2 separate regions of the Mus musculus genome follow, and region 2 is linked to region 1. A link is a loop called in an ENCODE intact Hi-C map of the cell type or tissue named here. Cell type or tissue: left cerebral cortex. All regions are shown on one strand. Links, peaks and the distances in the headings refer to the core of each region. The heading gives the core; the rest is flanking DNA. Region 1 has its middle 10 kb from the start of Gm35704. Region 2 holds the start of Medag (mesenteric estrogen dependent adipogenesis).

Region 1 (2,908 bases), core at 260-2,759:
AATCTTTAGTGGCACAGCTCTGAGTCCAGAAGCAAGGAGGAGGGTGGCTGTCAGTGGCAGGCTATTTTTAGCGGTGGCTCAGGGCTCCAACTGAGGTGTAAACCCTGGGACTTGTAGCTCAAGTTTGTGAGCAGGAGCAGGCTAGAGCTTGGTGTGGCTCCGCTGAGAAGCCTATGTCCTGGGCCGTGCATAGCCCTGGGTCAACTCCGCCCCCACCCTCAGCACAAGAAGTGGGCATCATTGCATGCCAGAAAAACACATCTATGAAAGAAAGACAAGAAACCTAAAAGCGTTCAGAGATCAGATGTGAAAGAAAAACTCTAGGTTTGTAGAAAAAAGAAAAGCCCCGAGAAGGGCCCTTGAATATTCGCTGAGCCCTATACTATAAGTGAAAACACCTGGTACTTATTATTCTGGATCATGTTCTAAGACAAAGGACCACCGGTGCACCCAACCTAGGCCCCACCCCACCCTCGACCCTTCACCCCTTCCCTGTCTTCAGAAATGAGATTCTTTTCCGCTGCCTGGAGGAAGATTTTTCTGGGACTGCCCTTCCGTAGCTGCCCTCATCGTTATTTTGCTGAGCATCCCTGGTCAGCTGATATAAAGCAAGAAGTGAGTGGTACCCAGGCTGCCGCGCATCCTCTCCCACACAGGCCTGCTTCCTGCTCTCCACTATTTTCCAGAGACCTGGTGTTTGGCTGGACAGGATGGCTCCAGCCTTCCCCTGCCAGGCCCACGGCCTCTGCTGATATCAAGAGCTTATGGTGAGACCCTGGCAGGACTGCGCAGGCCCAACAGGCTGCCAGCCACAACCCCACCCCTCACCCTCAGCAAAGAGAACAGCAGCAGCCTGCCTCACCAGAAGGGTTTGGGCTGAGCTGGCAAGGCAGCGACAAGCAAAAAAGTCTCACGGGTTTTCCATGGCGCCACAAACTGGATACAGGGCTCCTGTCTAAAGCCGGATGAGGCTTCATCCATTGAGCTGCTGGTCCGTGCAGCAGTTTATTTAAAGAAGCCACATAGAGTCCAGGTCCGGGTGAGTGGATTTTGGCTTGCCAGCAAAACCGGAGACAATATCAGCTCATGTAAACCCTCTGTGTCCTGGTAAGATAGAGTGGATCTCTTTCACACTCAACTAAAGAAACCGAAGCTCGTGTGAGATCGCACCGATAACAGAAAGAGATTCTGGGGATGAACCCTGAGCGCTCCCACGCTGCCTCGGCCATTTCCGAGCACAGACACAGATCTTCCTGCTGTCCTGCCTGGGATCATAGCCCCAGTTCTGCCTCCTTGTTGTTGTGTAACTCTGTAGGGTGGCTAAATACGTCTGTGCATCATTTCCTATGAGAATAAACATAATACCTAGGGTGTGAAGTTGTCTGTGGATTAAATCAGTCTGCATTCATGAAGGTTGGGGAATGTCACCATATGCCCTTAATCTTGCTTCTCTTTTCTGCATAACTAAGTTTTGCCAGCTCTGGTCTCTACACGTCTAACCCTTATAAGCCAATTCAGGCTATTTTAGCACTAAAGAATTTCCACAGCAGAGAGGCTGTCTGCTTTCTCCCAGTTGGACATGGTTAGGCGATGCCCACATTCAAAGCCACTCCCCGCAGAGGGGTCGGAATGACTGTGGGAGCCGTGACAGTCTCCAGGTGACACGGTACCCTCTAGCCTCTGCCAGATGGGTGGTGGGAGACACCCCCGCTACTGATACCCCCAGGGTGACCAACACAGAGTTGCCCCATCCTCCAAGCGTCCACTGTGCCACGGTGATGTGGTGTCTAGCAGGCAGCCTGCACATAGCACCTTCCAGCATACTGAACGGAGCCAGCAATTGGGTTTCCTTGAGCAGTCATGAATTCATGAGATGCTGGGATGGAGGACAGATTTGAAGTAGAGGTTAATGGAGACCCCTATCCCCAATTCTCAAATCTCTGTTGCTATCCATCATCTACCTCCTCACACCTATACCCGGAGACTCTATACTCCTCGCCTCTCTCTAGTCAGAGGGTCTAACCTGACAGAAAGGCTTCATGGGGCAGCCATGAAGCCCGCACTCTTGTGATATGATATGTATGGAAAGACACCCCCACCCATTACCACACCTTGATAGCTGGTCCCCAGCTGGCTAGCTGGTTCCCGCTGCTAACTATGTCACATTGAGATCTCCTGGGGAGACTCTAAGATGGCAGGAGAGGCACGTGGCTGAGTAACTTCCCTGGAGGACAGAGGAGAAGCTAGCCACCCAATCCAGGATCTCAGAAGCACACACACCACCCATCAAAGGTCCCTGTGATGAGCAGACATCCTGAGCCCTGAGGCCTCTCCCTCCTCTGAGGATAGCCGAGTCCTATCTGGCTACTTATACTGGATAACTACTATGGGTACTTCCTAGATTGAACCCTGAGACTTCCTCAGACTGAGGAACCACATCTAGCTCAATGTCTTGTTACTGGGCATCGTGTACTTCCCGAAATGGGAATCCTGTGCCCAAAGCAAGGCCTGGGCAGCCACCACCCACCTCCGCAGATCAGTCCTCCCACTCCCTGCTCAGAAAAGGTGCCCTTATCCATGTTAGCGGGTCCTCTACTTGATAGGGAAAAGATCATGACAGGAGCCTGCAGAGCAGAAGTGGACTGTAGGCAAAGCAGCATCAAGGGGATCGAGGCCAGAAGAGGCAACGCAGGGACTATGAGATCATGAGGACACCACATGGCAGTTTGTAACCTACCAATTACCTGAGTTTCTTGCCTAAATGTGCCTCATTCACATAGACCCTAAAAACCATCCTCACAGAACGATTAGTCGGGCTGGACACAGAGAACAGAGATGCCCCAGCTCCCTAATTAACCTTTTTGCTCCAGTACTGGACATGCCCTCAGGTCATTAGAGCGGCAAGAGA
Region 2 (2,908 bases), core at 93-2,592, 74 kb before region 1:
AAAATGAACTATCTGCATGCTCCAGCTGCATAAAGTTATTCTCGCTCATAACTAAAGCTAGGTGCGAGGATCCGCATCCAAGACATCTCCTGAGGGTTGTGCCTGCACACTGAGCTCATCCGACCTAGTTTAAGGGCAGAATGGAAAAAACTTGCCACCAGCTTGTTGGGTGGGACTGAGTGTGCTTCCCACCCGATCCTCCCTACATTCTCAGCAAAACGCCCTAGTTACCTGCTTGGGGGCTGGGGGGAGGAGGGTTCGGGCTGTAGGGTGGCAGGTAGGTTATCTCCATCTCCAGTCCCCAGTCTACCAGAGACAGGGCAGCAGCCAGATAGAGGATTTGCTCCAGGCTAGAGCACACGGTGTGGCCACCTACCTCTTGATGTAGCTGCTGAGGCGATAGAGCTGCCCTTCTAGGCGCACAAGGCCGTCCCCGAAGACGTTGAAGCCCCCACGTGCGGCCGCGGGTTCCCCGGGCCCGGGCACCAGGAGCTGCTCACCGCGCAGTTGGAAGGCACCAGGCTGTAGGCGGAGCAGCTGCGACAGGGGCAGCAGGGCCAGCTCGCAGTCGCACGTCCACAGACTGCGCAGCTCCCCGGATGAAATGGAGGTCAGGCTGGGTCTGGCCACAGGCTCGCACGCTGCAGTGGCCATACTCAGGCTGTGGCTCTGTCCCCTTCCTACCCTGAGGGTCGCTAAGTGGGAGGAGTAAATCTGTGGTCTGTCCCGAGCTACCTTGGGCTGCGTGCAAGTAGTAAGTAGCTCAGGAGCCCTCTTGTCACCTTGAAGGTTGCCCACCCTTGTGGAGCGCTGCAGGCAGGACACTGAGAAAGCGGTCCCCGCGCTGCGCAGCCCCTTTTATCAGGCACCAGGCACGCCCCTCCGGCCCCCAGGCAGGACCCCAGATGCTCCTCCGCTCCGGCAGAGCAATCAGTGTTTCATAACTTGGCATGCTCCCACCTCGCCTGCTCACAGCCAAGACTAACTTAGTCATCCCACTCGGGTCAGACACTCAGCCCCCGCGCGGGGCCCTCCCTGCCTGGTCCACACTGCATGGTGCAGCATCCTCCCCACGACAGATGCCCAGGCCTGGCTCAGCGCCGATTAATCCCTCAGGTACCACAAAGCGTTCCTGACCACTTCTCCACCTGGGGCCCAGGGGCTGTCAGCTTAGGCTGGGAGTTGCTGCATCCGTATCTACATCCCCCATTCTATGCCTCATCTGTCTGCAGCTCACTCCACCTCCACCTAGATGACCCAGCTTTTCCTTCTCTCAGCACTTCCTGGAGCGGGTTCCCACCCAGCATCCTTCCATGAAGGCCTGCCACTTTCCCAAAAGGTTTTCCTGCATCCCCTGTGCACTCCAGACCTTGACCCTCTTGCTTTTCGCTGCCCGGTGGCCCCTTGACAGCTTTGTGCTTGGATTCAAGCGGGAAGTCCCCTAGCAGGCCTTCCCAGCCCTAGTCCCAGAATCTGTTAATTTGCTCAGTTTATAAATATTTGAGTGCTCTGGCTACGTGCTCACACGTCTCCTGAGGGATGAAAAGACTATTCCTTTCAATTTAATTAAATGACTATTTCCAGCCTATCTAGTAGAAGATGAAGAATAAGCTAAATCCTGAGAATGTGGGTGGATAACCACAACCCCTGTTATCATCCAACTTGTAGTCTAACAGAGGAGCAGGCATGTGTTCCAGCAATTACATTGACTGAGTCTCTGCTCTCGGTAAGCTGGCATGAGACTCCAGGCAGCGCCGAGAGGTAAAATTTAGAGTCTATCTTCAGTTTGTCTCTGAGAGCCTCCATAGAGCCTGGGTTTAATTGATTCAAACAGAAGCATTTCTGCTACATTTCACTTTTGCCATTTACTTTTGAAGGTTTTAAGTTATTTTTATTTGTGTGTGTGTGTGTGTGTGTGTGTGTGTGTGTGTGTGTATGAGTGTTTGCATGTATGTATGCACACCTCATAACCACCGAACCATCATCTCTCCAGCACCCTCACCCCAGGTGTTGTAGAATTTTTATTCTGCTTGCTTCATTTGATGGTAAGAAGCACGTTGTGTTTCAAACAGCACTGCCTTGGTAAACTATTTCAAACCACTAAGCTATTTTCCATCAAAGGAATGCACTCTTCTTTGTCTAGACTTTCCTTTACTGCAACATTAAAATCACTTTGTTTTCTCTTACTATGGTAACACACCATTACACTTTCCATCTTTTCTGCACTCCCTCCCCTCTCAGAAATGGAGTTGCTGGGATAAGTGACAGGAGACAATGCAAGGCTTATGCTTATAGTTAAGAGGTGACAGCCTGAAGATCTAGCCATCCTCATGTGCCCATACTTGGGTAATAGTGATGTCATCAAGGCACAGGGGCAGCCTTCTAGCCTCAGAGCTTTAAATGGCCCTGTTGGGTGCCTGGATGGTCAGCTTTGATTGTCAACTTCACACAACCTAGAATCACCTGAATGGATAATCGTCATTGATGGATTATCTACACCAGGTTGGATTGTGATTATGTTTGTTGGAAATTGTTTGATTTAATTAATGTGGAGAGATGTACCCCAAATATGGGCAGTGATTCTGATAGCTATAAAGATGAAGGTGCATGGAAGAAAGAAGGCTCTGCCTATTTTGGCTTTCATTCTTGCTGGTGAATCCATCTACTCTAAGCTGCTGCTGCTGCTGCTGCTGCTGCTGCTGCTGCTGCTGCTGCTGCTGCCTCCTTCCATATAAGAACAATGCTCTTCTGGCTTCTAACATGGACTGAAGACCAGCACTCCCCAGGAATCCTCTAGGTCTCTGGCACCAGATTGGGACCACTGAGGCACACTGCTTCATGGTCTAAGCAACTACAAAGTGATTAGCCTTTTTTTTTTTTACCCCAACCATATGGCATAAGTCAATAT

What was found. Peaks named below come from ENCODE experiments on the same cell type or tissue, not always from the same donor. Only the 100,000 strongest peaks of a DNase experiment are listed, where the experiment ranks them.
Region 2: a loop joins it to region 1, with 6 times the contacts of the local background. A loop is called at or near these places in 3 of 42 quality-filtered maps.

What each region holds. Positions count from the first base shown.
Region 1 is chr5:149,336,098-149,339,005 of GRCm38, reverse strand. No RefSeq gene overlaps it. Among named protein-coding and RNA genes, the nearest start is that of Gm35704, 10 kb to the left of the region's middle. In left cerebral cortex, for the core only: no CTCF peak of the experiment used is centred there; DNase peaks (open chromatin) are centred at 830 and 1,635; H3K4me3 peaks cover 1,521 bases; H3K27ac peaks cover 2,318 bases.
Region 2 is chr5:149,409,724-149,412,631 of GRCm38, reverse strand. It overlaps Medag (mesenteric estrogen dependent adipogenesis), which reads right to left and starts at 883. Exons shown (of 5, transcript NM_027519.4): 1 at 377-883. The coding sequence starts at 654. In left cerebral cortex, for the core only: no CTCF peak of the experiment used is centred there; DNase peaks (open chromatin) are centred at 471, 980, 1,257, 1,658 and 1 more place; H3K4me3 peaks cover 1,057 bases; H3K27ac peaks cover 2,233 bases.